Linked DNA regions of Homo sapiens: region 2 is linked to region 1. A link is an interaction called in ENCODE POLR2A ChIA-PET data of the cell type or tissue named here. Cell type or tissue: CD4-positive, alpha-beta T cell. All regions are shown on one strand.

Region 1 (4,000 bases):
TCACTCAAGCAGGGTGTGGGAGCCTCCCCCTGGTCAGCCTCACCTGCTCCCAAGAAGGGACTCGATTTCCCAAAAAGACAGTAGAGATGTGGCTCTGATGACAGTGGCCTCCTGCATCTGAACTGAATCGAAATCAGGCTTTTAATTCTTTCTCCCAAAGCCCCAACCCGCCCTAGGCTTGCAGGCCGGCCTCCGCGCGCGGTTACCGCGAGTCTCGCTGAGGAGCCATTTTGTGCAGCATCCTGCTTAAATCACACTCCGAGGGGCTCGTTCCTCGCTCCCTCTTCCCCCTCGCTTCCTCTCTTTCTTCCCTCTCTCTCAGGTGAAACATGCTTCTGGGCCCCTCCCTGCCTCCGCAGCCCCACCCTTCCCACCCCTGGGTGGCCCGGAAAGGACTAGGGCTCAGAAGGCCGCCCACACACACATCAAGAAGGGAAGAGGGTGCAGGTTCCTGGAGCTGCAGGAGGAGGGGAAGCAAGGGGCGCCTCCCAATTATGGAAATTCATGGAATTAACTGTCTCGGGCCCAAATTCAGAGCTTCCTTCCTGAACCGTGGCTGGCCTCTCTGTTCCTCTGCTGGTTCAGCTGTCCAGCCCTTGTTCACCTTCTGGAAAAAGGAATGTGTCTGCGAAGTGGGATTTCGAGGGAAACATGTACATAGCAGATTTGGTTGGTCACAAGCTGGCTGGGATGAGAGCAGGATGTCACCTGCTTCGGATTTAGAGATGGGATGAAATTAGAACAAACCACAGACAAGCAATGGGGAAAGAGGCATTTGACAAAATCCAGAACTTGACAAAATCCACATGTGTCATTTTTAGGGGAGTGTATGGAAGGAAGAGATTTTTAGTAAAATCATGAAATCTTTTCCAAACCATCCACTTTTGGCCCCTTCTTTCCAACCCATCCTGCAAGGGTTTTACCTGGCTCAGAGTGGCCCAGTGCCCCAGACCCCACTAAAATGAATCTGCACGGGTACCTCCACCTAACCCCACAGTGCTCACTGTAGACAGCAGCAGTGAGAGTCTCTGTGACTCCCGTGTATTGACTGCTGGAATCTGGGAATCCACTTGCCCAGTCCCACATAAAATCTCTCCCTAGCTGTTGAGCTTAAGATTTTTCTGGGGGTATCTAGGAGCAAAGATATTGCATTTTTCATACTGAATCCTTTGCATCTTGGGGATGGCTGACAGGCGGAGGTGAATCATAGGGCTCAAGGCTGGAGGGTAGCCACAGCAGCAAGGAAGAAGGGGGTGATGGCTGGCATGAGCACGAAGTGGTACCCATAGGCCACTCACATCTGGAAGGCTGCAATGGTACCACCAATTCAGCTGCCAGCTCAGTTTAGGGGTGATTCCGGGAGACCCAAGGTGGCAGTCCCTTTCCACTGTTGCGGCTACTTGGAGTGAGTAGCCAGGTGTGTGCTGAGAGCTGAAGAAGGAGAGTGGAGGCATGGCTTTGTGCTTTAATTTTTGGTGAAATATGAATTTAACCAGGAGCCAAGAGAGAGCCTAGGACTTCTCCAAGGTGCTTGGCACAATCGGTTTTACACTCCTAGTGTGTCTAGGAACCGAGAGAGAGAAGGGACCTAGCAGCTTGGTACTCAGGGCCCAGGCCAGGGCCTCGCCCAAGTGGAGCATAGCTGAGGAACCTCTGAGTGCCAGGTGTTATGGGTGGGACACCGACCTGCGCTCACCGGGACACTTAATTCTTCCTCCAATCCCTGGTCTCTGCCGCGTGGGCTAGATCTACTGCAAGTGCTGGGCATGGGGAAAGGAAGAGAGAAGTTAAAGGTGAAATGGCTTCTGCTCTCGGCCTCTCCGTGAGCGCTCTCGGCCCTCCTGTGGAGATCGCCACGTCCTATCACACGCGTCCCTAAACCTTGTCACTCGAGCATTCTTGTCTCCCAAACTCTGATGGTCCGCAGTGGGTACTGGGCTCCCTGGGCCCTGGGAGGAAGACGGAGGAGTTTGGGTGAAAGATCAGACGGTGCGCAGCCCTGAGGCTTCTGAGGGCAGAGGGTGCGCTTCCTTGCCCTCGGGGCGGGGAAGCCGTGAACGCCGAGGCCATTGTAAGGCTGGGTGGTGCGGAGCGCGGGAAGGGGGCTGGGATTTGAATGGGAGCCTGTGATTGGCCGATCCCTGGACTGACGTCACTTCCCCGCGGGGCGATTAGCCTGCGAGAGGAGGGCCGGCGGTCCAGTGCGCTGGGGGCGGCCGGGGCGCTCGAGGCTCTCTAAGCGCTCCGCGCGGGTGCCCTACGTGAGCCCCGGGACGCCGTCGAGGCAGGCCGGCAGCGCCGGTGCCAGGACGCACGGAACGGGGAGCAGGGGAGAAATGCGCCGGGAGGGCGAGGGAGGAAGGGAACTGGGCGGGGGCTGCGGGCCTAGGTGGCGGGAGTCAGCGTGTGCGTGTGTCTGTCCATCCCCTCTGGCTCTCCGCGTGCGCCCCAGGATCCGGGCACGGCGTCCGCTCAGGCTCCCGCGCTCGGCAGGCAGCAGCACGTGGAGCCCACGGCGCGGCAGCGGCACTGGCTAAGGGAGGCCCGTTTCTCTCTTTGGTTATCTAGCTGTATGAGTGCCACAGAGCCGTCATAAAGCTAGATAACCGAAAGTAGAAATGATTCTCACAACTTCTGCGTGCGAGCGCCCGCCCCACCGACCGCCCCGGCCCGGCCCGCAAGAGCCAGAGGAGCCGAGAGGAGCCCAGCGCCGGCCCAGCGGACTCCAGCTCGACGGAGCGGCCGCGCCCCGACCAGGTACCTGACCTCGGCTCTCTCTCTGGGGACACTTGCAGTGCCAGCTTTCCCCCAGTCCTCCTCTTTCCTGGTCCCCCACCCCTATCCCCCAGCGCCGGAGCAGGAACCCCAAAGTGGAGCGGGCCGGGGAGAGGGAGGGGGTTGGGGTTGCAGAGGGGTCGCTGGAAGGGGAAGGCGCCAGCCTTCGCCTTCACCCCATAAATCAGGCTGGAACAATCCGCTCCCGGAGCCGTGGACGGGGATTTTGGGATGCAAATGCGATGGGAGAGAGACAGCGGTCGGTAGGGGGTGGGTGGAGGGAGTGAATGGGGTGGGCTGGGGGCTGCCCTGCCGCTAACAATGCGGCCTTTATCGAATTATTCGACGAGTCAGCCCCTGAGCGCCATTAGCATACGGCTGGGGGGTTGCCGGAGCTTCGCCCCTCGGTGAGGTCAAGTTCTTGATAATTTGATCACTTTTCACGGGCTCTGGCAGCTGCCTTTGTGTGCAGTTGGGGGGTCTGTGTGCAGCGTGAAGCGGAGCAGAACTGGCGGGGAGTGCGCTCAATGGCAAGGGGCCAGGGCAGGGGCCTCCCTCCCCGACGGGTCGGCCCTGCCCTGCATACAAACCAAGAGCCGGCGGGTGGGCGGGAGGAACCGAGCTCAGTCTCCCGCTACCTCTACGCCAGCCCCGACCGGGCTGCTCCTGCCCAAGCCTCCCCAACTTCCCGCGAGGTTAAGGTGCAGGCAAGCTCCCAGAGCTCCCCCTCCTCCCTGCCCCAAGAAGTCACGACATAAGATGTATTACAATGTCTAGCAAATAAAAAAGCAATTGGGGGAAATCTGAATTCGTTCCCATGGCAACCCAATGCAGCACACCCGGCCACTCAGGCTCCCAGCCCCTCTTAACTGGGCTCAGGGAGTGGGGCTTGCCCCTGCTCAGTGCGTGGGGGTCCCGGCCCCACACAGTGCTAGGGTCCCTCTCGAGTTTCTCATCTGCCTTCAGGTCACTTTCCACCCTGATGCCTTGGCTTGTCCTGAAGCTCAGGGCCCCTGTAGCTTGGGAAACCTCCCAAGCTCCCCAGCGAGTGGCTGTAGACCAAGGAAGGGACCCTGCCCGGCTTCAGGGAAGAAAGGAAGAAAGGTAGGCTCAGACTCCCCGATTGGTAGGGGGGCTTTCTAAGTATATGGGTATGTGAGTGCTATGATAGACAGGCTGAAAGGAACTGGCACCACCACCCAGCCCTGACCCCCATCCCCTCACC
Region 2 (4,000 bases), 650 kb after region 1:
CGCCCAGCTGGGGTTTTCCTACCGTGGTTGTAAAAATTCATTTCTTGTCGCCACCTAGATTAACAAATCTCAGATTAAGAACTGGCCTTTTTTCGCCTCCTCTTTGAATTCACTGTCTAAAGAAACGGCCATTGCCCTTTCCGTAAACCAGGACAGAGGTCATGTCTGCTTTGCCTTTTTGCACCTTGGCCCCTGCCTGCCCCTCACCTCCCCACTCAGCTACAGTGACTGGAAGGGCCCACACAGGAAAGCTGGGCCCTGGGTCTTCATGGACGTTGCTGGAGGATGTGTCTCCCTGCTGGTGGCTCTCAGTCTTCCTGTGCTCAGTAGGGCCTTCTGGAGGATTCTAATTTCCCTGTCCTGGAAACCACCTTGAAAATATTCTTAAATATTCTTAGGTGGATTTAAGATGTCTCTGTCTAGTGGTTTTTTGTTTGTTTGTTTGTTTTTTAATCCATCTTAGATTTGAATGCCCAAGGAATGAACAGTCTCTTGGATCTTGTATCTCTTCCTTTTGTTTTTTAGAAAATAGCTTTTATTGATTTTTTTTTCTTGCTACAAAGAGGTTGATGATTATTGCAGAAAATTTAGGGACTATAAGTAGGCAAAAAAGATAAAAACCACCTATAATTATTAATATTTTAGTATATTGTATAGCCCCCCCAGAATATTTTTCAATTTCAAAAGATGAGATCATACTGTTTGTACCATCTTATTACTTTTTCTTTCTTTTTTTTTTTTTTTTTTTTTTGCTTTTACTTTACAACATGTGATTAAAATTTCCATCAGGTTAAGCAGCCTCCGTCAAGTCACTTTAAAGGGTTGTATAGTTCTTTTGAACAGATGGACTATCATTTATTTAACCAATCTCCTACATTTAGCTTGTTTCCTCTGTTTCTGTCTTGTAAAGAATGCTGTGGTAAACATCCTTGGGTATATTTGCCCACAGACTTGGTTATTTCCTTGGGATACATCTCCAGAAGAGAATCACTGGGCCAAGGACACATTCTAAAGGCTGTTCGTCTAGATGGGTAAATTGCCCCCAGACACATTGTATCATATTTGGATTCTGTTTAGCCAAATACTAACTCCCATTCTTTTAAACATGGTTGTGAGTCTTTCAGACCTCTGTTTCCTAATGTTTCTCACGGGTCATACAGGTTGGCTGAGAGTAAATGGCAAGGAAGGGCCTGAGAGACTCCGGGCACAGCTGACCTAGGAAAGGGAGTCTGTCATCCTGGCCCGTCGCTTTACAATGGGAGTGCGAGGGCTGGGCCCAGAGACCCTGTCTTGCCTCCCATGACCCCAGGAAGCTGCAGGCCTGTGGCTCCCCAGGGTAACCTTCTCTGGTGCCAGCCGTTAGGGTGCCCGGGACAGAGAGCTGGCTTTGAGGATTCCAGAGTCTGTCAGAGAACTTAGGCTGGTCTTTCTTCCAAGAGAATGCTCCTAAACAAACATCCTGCCCTAATCCAGAGACTAGGTTGGTGCTTATTGGGGGGCGGTGAGTGGGGGAGCCGAGGATTTCCTGTGGAGGCCTCAGACTCTAGCCCAGGAGTCCAGGCCAAGGAAGTGCCTCTGCCCAGACTTTCAGCCCCTTGAAGCCCAGTTCTTCGTCATCACTTGGTGTGGGGAACAGAGGGAAGTTTGATGGAATTACTGAGGAAGTAGCATTTACGTGGTCTAAATCGGACCTTCCTGTTCCCACTGCTGACCGGCTCTTCCTCCTTTTCCGCTGTCTTCCTCCTGCGTGACAGCGCATTCTTCATGGGGCCTCTGGGGCCCTTCCTGTGGGCTGAGCTTCTTTCTTCCCTTTTCTCTCCTGCCGGGACCTAGACTGGTGCCCACCTTCAGGACTGGGCACATCCAGGCACCTCACAGCCCCTTCCCTCCTCCAGCTCTGCTACCAACGCCCCTGCACCCTTCCGTCCAGGCAGGGCTGTCCCAGCTGAGGCCCAAGCCCAGCCCACCCTTTCTTCTCAGTTCTGCCAAGAAGGCCATGGGGGCTGGTGGAGGCCCGAACTGCCTCCCCGCCCCCGGGGAGACACAGCATGCCAGCTGCTGCCGGGATGGGTTACAAAAAACAAAAACACAAACCCCAGCCCCTTGAGATGAGGGACGTTTCGGTTTCTGTGAACCTGACGCCTCATGTGTGTTGGAAATGAGAGGCGCAGTTTGGGAGAAGGAGGCTGCATGTTTCCCCTGGGGTGGGCTTTGTTTAAATTTTAATATGCTCTTCCTTTTTCTCAAAGTGCCAGCAATGGCTCCCAGCTCCTTTGTCATTTTAGCCCCGTTATCTGTCTGGGGATGAGATCTCTTATCTGCCCGGTCCTCCCTCTCCTCCCTGAATGGCGGGTCCCCCACCCGCCTCCCCGCAACTTGTGACAGTGTTACAGATCTCATTCTGCAACCTTAGATTCAGATGAAACTTGTCACTTTGCTTCTTTAATCAATTAAGATTTGGGGAAAGCAGGGGTCCATTTGTGATAGTGTTGGACCCACCAAGGGCATGAGTAGTGGGCAACTTTGGAGTCCTGTGAGAGAGGGTGTGGCACCCCCCCCCCCTTAGCAGCCTGGGGGACGTCAGCTCCAAGGGTGAGGGTTTCAGCCCTGGGTTCCTTGCTATGGAGTCAAACGTTTCTCCAGTGTGTGTTCAGACTTCTGACCTGGACCCGCCTTAGCCTTGGGGAGCTCTCTCAACTGCGTCCTTTGTTGGATGGAAACTGCATTAGACACAGAAACACAGAGCTGCTCTTTTCCCCACAGGCAGGTGCAGACCTGAAAGAGCCCCGCTGAAGCGGCTCAGAGGCAAGGGGAGGACCTCATCCTTAAGTCACAGGACTCAGGATTAGAGGACCTACAGCTTTCAGCCTCGGCTCACCATCTCCTAGCCCTGATGACCCACAGCCTCCCCAAGCCTTGGTTTCACAGCCTGTAAAATGGGTTCATGAGCCTACTTTTCATAGCTACACTGTGTGTTTGTATATAACCCATGGCTATCACTATTACCTGCGGACCGCGGTGCTATGAAGTCAGGAGACAGGCCTGCACCATCCTGAATCCTCTGTTCTCTGAAAAATCGCCCTTTGTTCTCTCTTACTTCCTTCATTCAATCAGCAAACATTTACCAACTACCTACCATGTGTTAAACTCTGTCATATTAAGGTGAATGGCATGGTCTCTCTCCCCAGTGAGCCCCCAGTCCAGAAGGGGTACTAGATATTGGATATAGACACAAAAGCACAGGAAGTTAGCTCTTCGAATGTGCTGGGGGCAGGGGGCTGTAGGGAAGACTGCTTGGTGGAGGTGGTGTCTAGCTGAGTCCTAGCAGACAAAGGCGGCATGGGGGACCAGGCGTGGTGGCTCACACCTGTAATCCCAGCACTTTGGGAGGCTGAGGCAGGCGGATCACCTGAGGTCAGAAGTTCAAGACCAGGTGAACATAGCAAAACCCGTCTCTACTAAAAATACAAAAATTAGCCGGGCATGGTGGCGCATGCCTGTAAGTCCCAGCTACTTGGGAGGCTGAGGCAGGAGAATCGCTTGAACCAGGGAGGCAGAGGTTGCAGTGAGCTGAGATCCAGCCACTGTACTTCAGGCTGGGTTACAGAGCGAGACTCTGTCTCAAAAAACAAAACAAGGCTGGGTACAGTGGCTCACGCCTGTAATCCCAGAACTTTGGGTGGCCGAGGCGAGCGAATCACGAGGTCAGGAGTTCAAGACCAGCCTGACCAATATAGTGAAACCCCATCTCTACTAAAAATACAAAAATTAGCCGGGTGTGGTGGTGCATGCCTGTAATCCCAGCTACTCAGGAGGCTGAGGCAGGAGAATCGCTTGAACCTGGGAGGCAGAGGTTGCAGTGAGCCGAGATTGCGCCACTGCACTCCAGCCTGGGGGACAGAGTGAGACTCTGTCTCAAAAAAACAAAACAAAACAAAAAGGAGGCATGGGGGACTCAAACATGCAAAGGCAGCAAGGGACACACTTGAGGAGTCCGAGG

The links. ChIA-PET counts read pairs that join two places held together with the same protein. Peaks named below come from ENCODE experiments on the same cell type or tissue, not always from the same donor. Only the 100,000 strongest peaks of a DNase experiment are listed, where the experiment ranks them.
Region 2: POLR2A ChIA-PET joins it to region 1 with 7 read pairs; 1 of 35 experiments calls an interaction of 5 or more read pairs at or near these places.

What each region holds. Positions count from the first base shown.
Region 1 is chr15:89,365,479-89,369,478 of GRCh38, forward strand. All of the region lies in intron 1 of MIR9-3HG (MIR9-3 host gene), which reads left to right. It overlaps MIR9-3 (microRNA 9-3), which reads left to right and starts at 2,539; the gene lies at 2,539-2,628. RefSeq lists an enhancer at 2,146-2,759. In CD4-positive, alpha-beta T cell, no CTCF peak of the experiment used is centred here; a DNase peak (open chromatin) is centred at 2,139; H3K27me3 peaks cover 3,060 bases.
Region 2 is chr15:90,018,459-90,022,458 of GRCh38, forward strand. The region is part of intron 1 of ZNF710 (zinc finger protein 710); the gene reads left to right. Among named protein-coding and RNA genes, the nearest start is that of MIR3174, 14 kb to the left of the region's middle. In CD4-positive, alpha-beta T cell, no CTCF peak of the experiment used is centred here; a DNase peak (open chromatin) is centred at 1,693.